2 separate regions of the Homo sapiens genome follow, and region 2 is linked to region 1. Evidence: read pairs that join two places in POLR2A ChIA-PET (ENCODE). Cell type or tissue: OCI-LY7. All regions are shown on one strand. Links, peaks and the distances in the headings refer to the core of each region. The heading gives the core; the rest is flanking DNA. Region 1 holds the start of LOC124905216 (a long non-coding RNA gene). Region 2 has its middle 9.0 kb from the start of SLC25A14.

The links. ChIA-PET counts read pairs that join two places held together with the same protein. Peaks named below come from ENCODE experiments on the same cell type or tissue, not always from the same donor. Only the 100,000 strongest peaks of a DNase experiment are listed, where the experiment ranks them.
Region 2: POLR2A ChIA-PET joins it to region 1 with 5 read pairs; 1 of 35 experiments calls an interaction of 5 or more read pairs at or near these places.

Annotation. Positions count from the first base shown.
Region 1 is chrX:130,020,711-130,027,927 of GRCh38, forward strand. BCORL1 (BCL6 corepressor like 1) reads left to right here. Exons shown (of 14, transcript NM_001379451.1): 5 at 275-440; 6 at 2,187-2,267; 7 at 4,280-4,669. It overlaps LOC124905216 (a long non-coding RNA gene), which reads right to left and starts at 3,388. Exons shown (of 2, transcript XR_007068333.1): 1 at 3,246-3,388; 2 at 2,188-2,305. RefSeq lists enhancers at 3,322-3,371, 4,472-4,971. In OCI-LY7, for the core only: CTCF peaks have their summits at 4,801 (motif pointing right) and 5,007; a DNase peak (open chromatin) is centred at 3,621; H3K4me3 peaks cover 677 bases.
Region 2 is chrX:130,327,289-130,334,505 of GRCh38, forward strand. It overlaps the pseudogene LOC112268303. Among named protein-coding and RNA genes, the nearest start is that of SLC25A14, 9.0 kb to the right of the region's middle. In OCI-LY7, for the core only: CTCF peaks have their summits at 3,515 (motif pointing right) and 3,715; a DNase peak (open chromatin) is centred at 3,553.

The DNA.
Region 1 (7,217 bases), core at 1,356-6,355:
GGGTGTTTATTCACTGGCTTTTGAACGCAGACTCTGTAGACCTCTTTAAAGTGATGGGATGTGGACGCCTATGGGGATTAGCTGGGGCCCTGGACTCAGTCCAAAAGAGCCCCTGTCACCCACTCTGGAAGGCAGTGCACGGCCCCTTGCCCCTGGTCCCCCACTCTGGGCAGCTCATGCCTCTAGGTCAGAAACGGGACACATGGCTCAACCCCTGGAGAGCTTTCTTAAGAAGCAAAACTGACCTCAGACCTGACCCTCTACCTCTCCACAGTGCCGGAAGCTGCCCAGTGACCCCCAGGAATCCACCAAGAAAAGCCCCAGGGGGGCTTCAGATTCAGGAAAAGAGCACAATGGAGTCAGGGGAAAGCACAAGCACCGGAAGCCGACAAAGCCGGAGTCCCAGTCTCCAGGAAAACGAGCCGACAGCCACGAGGAAGGTAGGCCCCGCGGCCCTGGCCCTCTGGGCTGGGCTGCAGAGGGATCCCCAGGGCACAGTGGTGAGGGCAGAGGGGCTCAGGCGCTGACTCCTTCACTCTGGAAAAGTGAGACTTCTTCACTGTGGAAAGAAGATATGATTGACCCCTCTGAAGTCTAAGGTGAGCGAGCAAGGATCGGGGGCCCCTTCTGCTCCTCCTGGGTGCTAGAATAAGGCTGAAGGAAGTGGTTTTCCGACACAAACACCAGGCCCACAACACAGTAGCCGACCCATTTCCCCGCGATGGGTCTAGGCTCAAAGAAACAAGTTTAAGGAGAATTTAGACAAAAACCACGGAATGGGGGTTCATTACGCTGTCTTCTTTGGGTATACTGGAAAACTGCTATTCTGAAAGGACAAAAATAAATAGCTAGTTAGCTAGGAGAGTTTAGAGAAATCTTAAACGTTTATTATCATTTAGGGACACACAGGATATCTGGGATGACGGGGCTGGTATGTGTCCCTAACCTGTCCGTTTTGCCACTAATAGTTTCTGGGCACCCTTATCAGGGAGAGAATCCCCAGCATTCCTGAGCATAGGAGTCCAGGTTCATGGTCTTGCCCACCTGACGTGACTATGACCTGCCTCTTCTGGTCTGTTCTTTTTTTTTTTGAGACAGAGTCTCACTTTGCTTCCCAGGCTAGAGGGAGTTCAGTGGCACAATATCGGTTCACTGCAGCCTCAACCTCCTGAGCTCAAGTGATCCTCCTACCTCAGCCTCCCGAGTAGCTGGGACCACAGGCATGTGCCATTACACCTGGCTAATGTTTGTAGTTTTGAAGAGATGGGGTTTCACCATGTTTCCCAGGCTGGTCTTGAACTCCTGGGCTCAAGCCATCTCCCTGCCTCAGCCTCCCAAAGTGTTGGGATTACAGGCGTCAGCCACTGCGTCCGGCCTCATCTGTTCTTAGCCGTTTTTTCTCTGTTCACTGGCTCCTTGTTCCTATCTTCCCACCTCACTCAATCCTCCAAGATTCACTGAGGTTGCCCTCCTCTGGGACCTGCTCCAGCTCAGTTAGAACTTTGTTTATTTTCTTTCTTTCTTTCTTTTTTTTTTTTTTTTTTTTTTTTTTTTTGAGATGGAGTCTCACTCTGTCACCCAGGCTGGAGTGCAGTGGCACAATCTTGGCTCACTGCAAACTCTGCATCCCAGGTTCAAGTGATTCTCCTTCCTCAGCCTCCCAAGTATCTGGGACTACAGGTGAGTGCCACCACGCCCGGCGAATTTTTGTATTTTTAGTAGAGTCGGGGTTTCACCATGTTGGCCATGCTGGGCTCGATCTCCTGACCTCAGGTGATCCACCCACCTCGGCCTCCCAAAGTGCTGGGATTACAGGCGTGAGCCACCATGCCCAGCAGAACTTTGTTGAGGTGCAGCAGCCTCAGAGTCCTATGGGCAGTGGGGCCTCCTACTTTCCTACTTTCTGGCACACCATCACATTGATACTGTGCACTGCCTTTTCTGGTATCAGCAAAAGCGACCAAACTCTCAGTTTTTAAAAACCACCTGGAAACACTCATTGTCTACAAGAGACACATATGTGATGGCCACGTAAGGGGAGTGAATAAATGTAACCCAGATTAACCACAGGGTAAACACAAACTCTTTCTCAATCTTTCCCCCGAGCCTCACAGGTGGGCTTTCTGGTCTTTAAGCTTTGATTGTAACATTTCTGCCTTCTGTCCCCAAACCACACATCACTCCAGGTTCCTTGGAAAAGAAAGCAAAGAGCAGTTTCCGTGACTTTATTCCTGTGGTTCTGAGCACCCGCACGCGCAGTCAGTCTGGTGAGTGAGACTAAGGTGATGGCCCCTCTCAGCATCTTCTATGAAAAGAGAGATCGAAATCTGGTTGAGCAGTTTTACCATGGGCCCAGGTGTCGAGTTGGGAATTTGATTCACTGTGCCACAATGCCCAGCTCCTTGCAGAGATAAGAGAGCCCTGGGTGGGGGCAGGGGACAAATAGTCCTCAAATATTGCCCACTGTTTGAGGATTATTTGTTCAACTTTTCAGAGCAGGGATTTGACATCTCTTGTTGGGAGCTGATGGTGGAAAGAGGTAAGGCCTGTGCCACTCGGGAAAGCTGGTTCAACTCCAAGCTTTGGCACCTCGTCATTACTGGGGCTAATCTCAGGCACAGACATTTAACTTTCTACCTTGGTCTTATTGCCCTATGTGACAGGCAGCCTCAAAGTTGGAAAAGTCATTGAATCGTCAGGGCTGGCAGAATCACATTTGGCTCCCTGAATTTGTGTTGGTCAACCTCTAGGGACTAAAAAAAGCTAGCCCTTTCTAGCCACCACTACCTTCTGCTAGCCTCCACACTGGTATCCAGGGCTGGAGATAGTTGTCCCAGTTCACCCAATTTCCATGCAAATTGGATAGAATGGGGAAGCAAGGTATAGTGTAAACTCAGTTATCTGACATTCTAGTAACCGGCACCTTAGCACATGGCAAGCGAGGTGGTAATTGGGGCTCATAATGATGGCCTGGAGGCCTTACAAAATCCTGAAGTGTCCTCTGAATTATCAAAGAGCAATTACATTACAGCCAGTCCCATTTTAGTGTTAAACACATTGTACTGTATTTGATTCTTTGGAAATTGGTGATCCCTTTGTGATCTCTATGATGATTCTGTATTAACCAGAATATTAGATTAACCAGAACACTTTGTTTTGCCTAGTCTATATAATGGAAAATGTGCTGTTATTTGCTGTCTTTTAGCAGTGTGACTAACTTGAAGCTTTGGTCAAGGGCTACTTACTCTATTTGCCTCGAACCATTTCTTTCTTCTGCTGACTTCGCTTGGGTCTGGGGACTGTTGAGTTAATAGCTGGGCCTTGGGAGAAAGATGGTGGTGTCTCACAGCTGCTTCCGAGGAGGAAGGTGTCAAATCTCCTGTAGTGTGAAACCAGGCCAATTTAGGATGTACTTTCGTTGTTAGCAGAGTTGAAGGAAAGAGTGGAGAGAGAAAATGGCCTCTTGGCAAGGTGGCTGAGGAAGGCAGGAAAGGTACCAATCCATCCTGGGGTGGTGGGGGAGGAGGGGGAAGCGCTTGCCCAGCGGTGAGGAACAGCTACAACCGGGTGGAGGGAGGTGCCTGGGAGGAAGCTCCACCCCTGAACTCTTGGCAAGTCGGGAGGAGGTGGGGTCAATTTAAGGGAAGTGGGCGTGCCTGGGTGCATTTGGGCGTGACCCAACCAGGCTCTGTCACAGATCACAGGAAAGGGACTCCTTCTTGCTTCGCTTTTCTTGAGACTCTTCTCTTGTGATGATTCTGCTTGGCCGGGGTGGCTCTGTCCCCAAGATTGGTGGTGCCACAAAAGGAGTATATCCTCCCTTGCCCTGTCTGAGACCCCAATTGCCCTCTCCTAGCCCCTGATTTCCCAGGGACCCGTGGCCCTCTCCTGCCCTTCACAAAATACTTGGCACTTTATAAGAGCTAAGCAAGAGTTTTGGGTGTGGATTCAGGTGACACTGTAACGTGGATGAGTAAGGGTGTGTGTTTTTAATACTTGATGTTGTCTGGTATATTGGACTCTGTAAAGCACATATGCGTGAAAAATCTTATTTGAGCCTCAAAACAGCCCTGTGAGGTCAGTAAGGGGAGAACAGTATCCCCATTTTATAGATGAGGAGACTGCACTGAAGGAACTTTCCCGAACGGTACAGCTAATAACTGGCAGAGCCTGAACTTGAACCCAGACCTTCAAACTCCTAGTCCAGGGCATTCACTTCGACACCATGCTTTGTCCTTTGAAGAAGTACCTGACCATCCTCTGTACATCCCATCCACAGGAAGCATCTGTAGCTCCTTTGCTGGCATGGCAGACAGTGACATGGGAAGCCAGGAAGTCTTCCCCACAGAAGAAGAAGAGGAGGTAACCCCCACCCCAGCTAAGCGTCGAAAGGTGAGAAAGACCCAACGGGACACCCAGTATCGCAGCCACCATGCCCAGGACAAGTCTCTGCTGAGCCAGGGCCGAAGGCACCTGTGGCGAGCCCGAGAAATGCCCTGGAGGACAGAGGCTGCCCGGCAAATGTGGGACACCAATGAGGAGGAGGAGGAAGAAGAGGAGGAGGGCCTGCTGAAGAGGAAGAAACGAAGACGGCAGAAGAGCCGAAAATATCAGACTGGGGAGTACCTGACAGAGCAAGAAGACGAGCAGCGGCGGAAAGGGAGAGCAGGTAAGGCTGGCCAGGGGCTCTGCTGTCGCCGCGGCCCGTTTGGCTTCTGGGAACCCTCGGGCATCTCTACGCCAGCCAAAGGCTTCGGGACCCAGAGAAACCCGGTGCTATGATCTCCAGCTGCCAGAGGGGGTCACTCAACTCCAGCTCCGAGCCTTTGGCTTTGGGTTGACATTGAATGAGTTCGGATTGGCCTGCAGGTGAGCGGAGGACATGAAGGCCCAAGCCCTCCGGTTTCTTATAGAAGTCTGAACCTGTGGGCAAGGCCACGGTGACATCCTTGGCATGGGACAACTGGATACCAGGGAGTTCTCTGGTTGGCTTGAGGGAGTCGAGTCTTTTGGGAGGACGGGTTCTCTCTCCTAGAATCTTGGGTTCAAGAAGACAGAGGGCATCGGCTGCCTTTCCTGGGATACTTGCAGCCTCTAAGCTAAAAAGAAGTACAGTGGGTTCTTCAAACCAACAGAAGAACTTCAAGTAGAAACGGGCACAGCATTGCTTTATCCGTTAAAGCCACAGTGATTATTCAGAGGCGGAGTGAAGCTTTGAGGTGACCCAAAGTAGCATCATTTTTGTTGGACCTGAGTTGAGAAGGCAGGCAGCCCAAAGAGAAAACCAGGCTTTCTCTGACCACATCAAATGCTGTGATATACCATTCCGGAGGCACAGACTGTCACAAGATGCTAATATCAGTATGTTCCACTGAGTACTGTTCAGGCCCATTCCTATAGTGGATTTCTAAATGAGCAAAAAGCACATCTTTGGGTTTTATAAGAACACCTCTGTCTCTCACTCTCATTCTCTGACCTCTACCCTGGAAGCAGCAATTGATTGCCTCCTATGATGTATTCATCCTGAGCTGCCGGTAAACATCCGCTGTCTCCTTATTAGCTAAAACTGAATAACCTCATATTGAGTGGGTAGTAGAGTCCAGGTTTGCTATAATGCAAAGACGGCTTAACCTCATTTCCGGCTCTGTTTAAGTGGAGGTGTATATGATACCCATCTCTACGCTCAAGAGAGTAATTGAGCTAATTTTCATCAACTATGTGACAGAGTGGGAACAATTCTCTTTCTTCTGCTAGAGCAATAATAGATTGGTCAGGAATGAGTTGTCAAGCTGTTGGCCTCAGCCACTTGTGTTAGGATGAAGAGGAGCTTTTGTGTATCACCTAATCTTCTCTAATGGCACCTGGTTTCCTAGCATGGAAGCTTCCTGTGGAACATATTGGCGCTTGGAACCAGAAGGACCTTCGAGGTTGCCTGGTCCAGTTTGCCACCCAATGCAAAGATAGAGATCTCCACAGCATTCTTGACAGGTAGCCAGCCAGCCTTTTCATGAACACACCTCCAGTAACGCAGAGAACACCACCAATCAAGGCATCCTACTTGATTTGGGGGCAGCTCCAGTTGTTGGAAAGTAGGTCATTCTTCCTCTGTGGATGTGTCTAAGGGTTTTGCATTGAGGCAGCTGGATTTGGCACATGGTCTGGTTACTTTCCTCCAGATCTGATGATGGCATCTTCGTGCAGGAATTTGGCAAAGGCCAAATGAGGCAGGTTACCCTGCTTCTGTCTGAGCCTCCTGACTTTTCTTTTCATCCTGGTTTTGGTTATCTCCCTTCTTGACCTGCGGAGCAGGTAGGCAGAGCCACTTCCACTCACACACCTGCCACCTCCGCTCTCTAGTCCTTTGTGGGCTACTATAAAGCCTTCACTTCTCTGCAATTGAATAAACACCCGAGCCTGCCCTGCCCTGGGTAAACAAGGTGGGGGGCTGTTTCTTTGCCTGTAGCATTGAACACTGTAATATGACTTCTTCATGTTTCCTGGGGTCCTCACAAGGCATGGTTCTGTTCCTTCCTCTTTTGCCTCAGCCCAAATGTGTCGCATCAAAAGCTGGAGTTTAGAACATTCTGACTGGAAGTGCTATTAGAGACCATGTAGTACAGCAATTCCTGGACAGGCTATGGGGCCCCACTAGCGGGCTGAGGCTAGCTGGGAGAAAGGGATGGCATGACAGCTGGCCTTCCAGGAACTGTGCATAAGCTGCAGCCAACTCCTTGTGCTGAAATGATGGCTTCCACATCTGGATCTGCCTTTGTCAATGTCACATGTGAGAGCCCGTGTCAGGGTTGAGAGAGGCGAGTTGAGAACTCTTCAATCTCAGTCCCTTCATTTCACTAATTGCTAGGCATGGTGTTCATTCCTTTGGGGAGGAAAACACACGGGCATGGCTCCACCTCAAGAGCTTGTGCTTAAATAACACAATAATGATGTCTTACTTGTTATAACACTTTTTGAAAGGGGTTTTGCATGTATTATCTTATTTAATTCTCATACCACTCTTGTGATGTAGATTATATTCTCCCCATTTTACAGATATGGCAACTGAGGCTCAGAGCAATTAGGACTTGAGCCCAGCCAATCACACAATTGATGGCCAAGCCAAGCAGCACTAATCTTGAGAGATGAGGTTAAACACACAGTCGCCCCTACACACGGGGTTAGGACAGACCCTGTGGGATGAAGCTCTTGATAATGGAGTT
Region 2 (7,217 bases), core at 1,147-6,146, 310 kb after region 1:
TCTTTCTCCTGATCATTCTGGATACAGATTTTTACATTTTATTGGTCTTTTCAAAGAACCAACTTTTGATTTAATTGCTTTATCTCTGTTTTTTCCTATTTCCTATTTTATTGATTTTTTCCCCTTACCATTATTATTTCCTTTCTTCTGCTTACTTTAAGTTAAATTTGTTATTTTTTTTTTGTTTCGTTTTTTGTTTGTTTCTTAAGAGCAAAGCTGAGGTCATTGATTTGCGGGCTTTCAGCTTTTCTAATATAGGGATTTAGTGATTTGAATACTCTTCTGAGTACTGCTTGAGCTGCATCCCACAGCTTTAATTATGTTGCTTTTTCATTTTTCTTTTAGTTTACAATACTTTATAGTTCCCCTTTCAATTTCTTGTAGCAGTGAACTTCAGGGACATGTGTGGAATATCTGTGCCCAGTGAAGGCTGTTTCAAGTCTCAAGGTCTGAGGCTCTGATGGAATGCTTAGTCATATATGCACAACTGGCCATGGCAATTGAAACTCAGGAGGCTGGGCGCGGTGGCTCATGCCTGTAATCCCAGCACTTTGGGAGGCCGAGGCTGGCAGATCACTTGAGGTCAGGGGTTCGAGACCAGCCCGGCCAACATGGTGAAACCCTGTCTCTGTTAAAAATACAAAAATTAGCCAGGCGTGTTGGCATGTCCCTGTAATCCTAGATGCTCGGGAGGCTGAGGCAGGAGAATCACTTGAGCCCAGGAGGCAGAGGTTGCAGTGAGCCGAGACTGTGCCACTGATTGTGGTCAGGACTCCAACAACGAAACCAGGTTCACATACATCAATCTTGATGTTTGGGCAAAGCAACCCTAACAAGATGCCATGGCATGGTGCGTTACTCCAGGTGTACAGAACAAAACAGTCAATCCATCAGTGACCTAAAGAACATGCTGAAGGCTACATTCCCAAGGGGTGGCTTGGAGACATGCAAGGAGTAAGCCACCAAACATACTGTGTTAACTCCTTCTTCACAACAACCAAACAGAAGAATTCTCTATTGCTAACCACTGCCACTCTGAGGTACAGGTTAGATATGGGAGTAAGGGATGGTTAGGGATTGGGCACCATTTGGTCTACTATTACACAAAACCAGGAGTCACTTGTTTTAATGGAAGTTACTCTTTTTTTTTCATTTAAAAATATAAAGACTGGACACCTCTGCTTTGTGTGGGCTTGCTTTCCCCCGATCACGTCAACCTTTCCAGCTCTTGGAACAGAATCCAAAGTCCTTAGCATAATACACAGAGCCCCACCTGATCTCCCCACCCCCGGGGGACTCCCTGCCTTCATCTCCCACTGCCTTCCCCCTTCATGGCTCTGCTCCAGCCATGCTGGCGAACACACACCAGGCCCCTGCCTGCTTCAGGTCTTTGCCTGGAGTGTTCTTAGAAATCCTCATCACTGTCCCCTCATCTCCTGCATGCCTCTGCTCAAAGATCACTCCATTGGAGGCCTCCTGGCCACTGTAGCTAAAACAGCTGCCCCTGCCATTCTCTGCGCCCTTTCCTCACACCTGACAATATATCGTTAACCTGAATATTTAATTATTTTTTACCTGCTCCTCCTCCAACTCCCAATGAGACTGTCTGCACCATGGGGGCAGGGACTGTTTCTGGTTCGCTGGGAGGTCCTGAAGCCTAGCACCATGCCTGGCACAAAGCTGGGGCTCAGTAAGAGCCTAATGAATGAATGAATTAGATATAGATAGACAGTAGGTGGAGGGGAAGAAGGAGGGTATTTGGAACACAGTAAGATATTTTATTTTCAGCTCTAGGCTATAGAGGAAATGCTCAACTAAATTCTTAACTTTTCTCTCAGGACTTAAGTTTCAAATGTTATATTTAATACCATAAAATTTATTTTATAAAGATGATTTGGTTTCCTCTTAGAGGCTAACCTTGTCTAATAAGTTTTTTCTTTCTTTCTTTTTCCCTGATGACAAGTCACACATTTATAGAAGAAAATTTAAATGATGCAGAAAGGAATAAAGTAGAAAGTGAAAAGTCTACTAGACTGGAGGTTAGGGATAGCTGTGTCAGCAGGGCTTATCAAAATGTCCCTGTGGATAAAATGGCCACATCAAACGGTCCTGCTCTGCTGTTTATGTTCTTTGCCTATTTTTAAAGGAAAATATCTTTGAGTGTTTGTACACTTAGAATCCAAAGTCCTTAGCATGATACACAGAGCCCCATCTGATCTCCCCACCCCTGGTACCTCCCTGATCTCATCTCTCACTGCCCTCCCCTCCCCTTTAATGTACTGTGAGCTTTACAAGTTTCTTTTTAAAAAAAACTTACAAGTTTCTTTTAACTTGTAAAGCTCACTGTATATTAAAGACAATAGCCTTTTGTCCATCAAATATGTAATCTTTTTTTTTTTTTTTTTTTTTTGAGACAGAGTCTTGCTCTGTCGCCCAGGCTGGAGTGCAGTGGTGTGATCTCAGCTCACTGGAACCTCCGCCTCCCGGGTTCAAGTGATTCTCCTTCCCTTCCTCCCGAGTAGCTGGGATTACAGGTGTGTGCCACCATGCACAGCTAATTTTTGTATTTTTAGTAGAGACGGGGTTTTGCCATGTTGGCCAGACTGGTCTCGAACTCCTGACCTCAGTTGATCTGCCTGCCTCAGCCTCCCAAAGTGCTAGGATTACAGGCGTGAGCCACCGTGCCCTGCCTTTTTTTTTTTCCTCCAATTTATTGCTTTTCGTCTAACTTGGTGGTGTTTTCTGCTGTTCAGAAGTGATTTTTCATTGAGTGGTCAGTTTTATTAATCCTTTGCTTTTACTGTCTCTACCTTTTGTAGTGTGCTTAGAAAGGTCTTGCTCACCCCAGGGTTATAATAATACTGTTCACCTACATCTTCTTCTGGTACTTGTCATGGTTTGATTTTATTCTGTCATGTTTAAATTTTAAGGCACGCCCCTTTTTGGTGATAATAGACAGGTATTGAGTGCTTATGATGTGTCAGGCTCTGTTCCAGGTGCCTTATGTGAATCAGCTCATTTGAATGCTCAGTAAGTCCAGAGATAGGTCTGGTAGATCCTTGTTTTCACAGGTGAGGAAACTTGAAGACAGGGTGATTGGATACTTATGCAAGACCACACAGCTGGCGAAACCTGTTCTGTCAAATGCTAAAGGCTACATAGGGTTGTTGTAAGGATTAGAGTTGTTGTACGTAAAGTCTCTGGAATATAGTAGGCAGTCTATAGATGGTAGGTTTTATTAATTATTATTACATAGCTCCCATAAGCATAATTTCTGACGGCTGCATATTATTTGGAAAATTGTGTATTTCAAAGTAAGTACATTTCTAAAATATTATTCCTTTAAAAGCATGTTTAGAATTCCATGGGAACAAACAAAACTTTTATTTGAAGAAACAATTGTCATAAAAAGAAATCCCAGAAAGATTGCATTAACGTGTGTTTCACTGGGCAATGGGATTTTGTGTGTGTGTGTGTGTGTGTGTTGTGTGTGTTTAAATCTTTGTTGGCAGAGCAGAGCGGCTGGCCGCTAGAGGTCTCTGATGCCCGAGGAGCTGTCAGTGGCGTGCTGGAGAGAGCAAGGGATCACTAACACCTGAGACGGACTACAGACCAGCACGTGCCAGAGGTGGAAGTCCAAGTTAAACGCAAAAGGACCACCTCCTGAGAACCAAGAATGTCAGTTATACCCGAGGCTTCTCAGCAGCAGCAAGCACCTGTGGTGAATTTCCAGGCTGAACTGAGACAAGCATTCTTAACTGAGACATCAAGAAGTGGTTAAAGCCGTATTGGAACAGCAAGGAATCTGATTCCAAGGAAAAACCAGTCAATGTAATAAAGATGTAATCTGTAATTTTTCAATGTGATGTAGATTCATTTAGTCTGTCTTTTTATGTTTGCTGCTTTCATTTTTTAGGAAAAGGCTATTACAAGGTTGATTTTGATTTATTACTTTTTTTTTTTCCTTTGGGATTTTTCTTTTTTTCGACTTTAAGATTAGAATGCTCTCATTTCTGAGGGTTTACTATTTACTTTTTATAAAATAAGAGCAGAGAGGAAGGCGGTTTATTGATAAATTCTCTTCTAGCTTTTCTTTATGTCTTTTTGCAATATTACCCCTCAACTTGAATTAATTAGGCCAATTTATGCCACCATTTTGAGTTTAAATCCAAGGAGACAAACAGGAAATTTCTGAGAAATTCTCCTTTGTTGAATCATTTATACCCAACATTTTCAGTTTTTTTTGTTTGTTTGTTTGTTTTTTGTTTTTTTTGTTTTGAGACAGGGTCTCACTCAGTCACCCAGGCTGGAGTACAGTGGCTTGATCTCGACTCACCTCAGCCTCCGCCTCCTGGGTTCAAGTGATTCTCCTGCCTCAGCCTCCCAAGTAGCTGGGATTACAGGTGCATGCCACCATGCCTAGCTAATTTTTGTACTTTTAGTAGATATGGAGTTTTGTCATGTTGCCGAGGCTGGTATTGAACTCCTGACCTCAGGTGATCTGCCTGCCTTGGCCTCCCAAAGTGCTGGGATTACAGGCGTGATCCACTGCACCTGGCCAGTATCCAACATTTTCTAGTAATTGCATGGGCTTGGTTGCAAGCAGATGGTGGAATCTGATCATTGTCCCAAGCTCTTCCCCAAGAGTAAGACAATTTTTCATTGAATAGGTGGGTACGTTTGATTTTTTTTAACCTAGAAATTCTTTAGCTTATCAGTTCAGTTCACACATTCTTGTAAATTTCTAAGTATAATATTTAAATCATACATTATGGTCTGCAAGTAGGACCATTTAATTTTCTGATATTTAATTATATCCTATTTTATTCTAGTCTCAACTGCTAGTTCTACCTAAACAATACTAGTTTAGGATTTCTTTAGAGCAGCGGTTGGTAACATATCTGGCCTGAAATTTTATTGGAACACAACCATGTTCACTTATTACATGTGATCTGTGGTTGCATTGGTGCTACAGTGGCAACTTTGAGTAGTTGTGACTGATCGAATGACAGGTACAGCCTAGAATATTTAATGTCTTGCCATTTAAAAGAAAAAAATGGCTGAACTTTGTTTTAGAGTAGCAGATTTAAAGAAGAAAACACCAGTGAGGCTACCGATAACGTTATAGAAGGTGATGAATAAAGGATTATAGACGTTTATATGAAGTATACATTACAGGGTAGAGAATCAGATGAATTTTTTGGGTAAGGGATGACTCGAAGAATCATGTTAAAACTTGCTATATAGGTAGATGGGTAGTTTTTAAAGACATTTAAACAATTGGTACCCTTTTTCATTATGAAAATATAAGGCACATGATAGCCAGGAAAAATAGATAAATAAACCATTATGTTATGAATATCAGTTCAATTTTTGTTTGGTACCTAAAAATTTACTAGGATATGCATCAAATTGGATACTTACCCAATTGAGATGCAAGGTGTAAATATTAGTAATATTAGCATGACTTTTAAATGTTTTGTTACATTGTTTTCTAAAAGCATCACTAGAAATATGGATTGCCACTAAAAATTAATAGACCATTAGTTTCTTAGGACCATTCTTTTTATTCTGTTTTTTTTTTGTTAAATAAATATTTCCAATAAAGGAAAAAAGTTGTCTATATTTCAGTTTTCATAAAACAGAATGTTTAAACATTTTTTCTGATCAGAAAAGTAGCCACAAAAACTGCTATATTTTTAAAAGGCTGTGATGAAACAATGCTGCCACTCTGGAAAACAGTTTGGCAGTTCTTTAAACAGTTGAACATAGAATTACCATATGATCCAGCAATTGCTCTCCTAGGTATATACCCCTAAAAATCGAAAGCAAAGACTCAAACAGATTCTTGTACACCAGTGTTCATAACATGTATAGTAGCCAAAATGTGGAAACAACCCAAATATTATCTATAGAAAGAGTAGATAAACAAAACGTGCTCTGTACATATAATGGAATATGACTCAGCCTTAATAAGGAGATTCTGATACAGGGCACAACGTAGATGAACCTTGAAAACATTATGTTAATCGAAATAGGCCAGACACGAACGGACAAATGTTGTATGATTTCACTTAAATGAGGTACCAAGAATAGGCAAATTCATAGAGAAAGTAGAATAGTAGTGACCAAGGGCTGGGAGAGGGGAGAGGGGAAGTGATTAATAGGCTTCTGTTTGGGAAAATGAAACATTTCTGGAAATAGATAATGGTGATGGTTGCACAACATTGGGAATGTACTTAATGCCATAGAATTGTATGCTTAAAAATGGTTAAAATGGTAAATTTTATGTAATGTCCTTTTTTTTTTTTTTTTTGAGACAGGGTCTCACTCTGTTGCCCAGATTGGAGTGCAGTGGCACGATCTCAGATCACTGCAACCTCCGCCTCCCAGGTTCGAGTGATTCTCCTGCCTCAGCCTTCTGAGTAGCTGCAACTACAGACATGCACCACCATTCCTGGCTAATTTTGTAGTTTTAGTAAAGATGGGGTTTCACCATGTTGGTCAGGCTGGTCTTGAACTCCTGACCTTAAGTGATCCACTTGCCTCGGCCTCCCAAAGTGCTGGGATTACAGGTATGAGCCACTGCTCCTGGCTGTAATGTACATTTTTCTATAGTGAAACAACAATGGGCAAGGTGTGGTGGCTCATGCCTGTAATCCCAGCACTTTAGGAGACCAAGGCAGATGGATCACCTGAGGTCAGGAGTTCGAGACCAGCCTGGCCAACATTGTGAAACCCTGTCTCTACTAAAAATACAAAAATTAGCCTGACATGGTGGCACACGCTTGTAATCCCAGCTACTCAGGAGGCTGAGGCAGGAGAATCGCTTGAACCTGGGAGGTGGAAGTTACAGTGAGCTGAGATCACGCCACTGGGCTCCAGCCTGGGTGATGGAGTGATACTCTGTCTCAAAAAAATGAAAAATTAAAAAAAAAACAACAACAACGATAACAAAAGGAGCCAAAATTACCCTCTATCTCATAGACTGCTGGGCTTACGTGAGATAATTTGCATGAAGTGCTTAGCACAGTGCCAGGATCATAGGGAATACTCAGTAAAGGAAAGATAAATGTTTTTCTAATAATGTAGAACTATTTAACTATAGAATGACCTTCTTTGGGGGTGGAATAGTGAGCTCCCTGCTACTGGAAGCGTTTAACAGGGGGCAGAACAGACTTCTTAAAGTTTCATATGCAAAGAAATCATCTGGACAT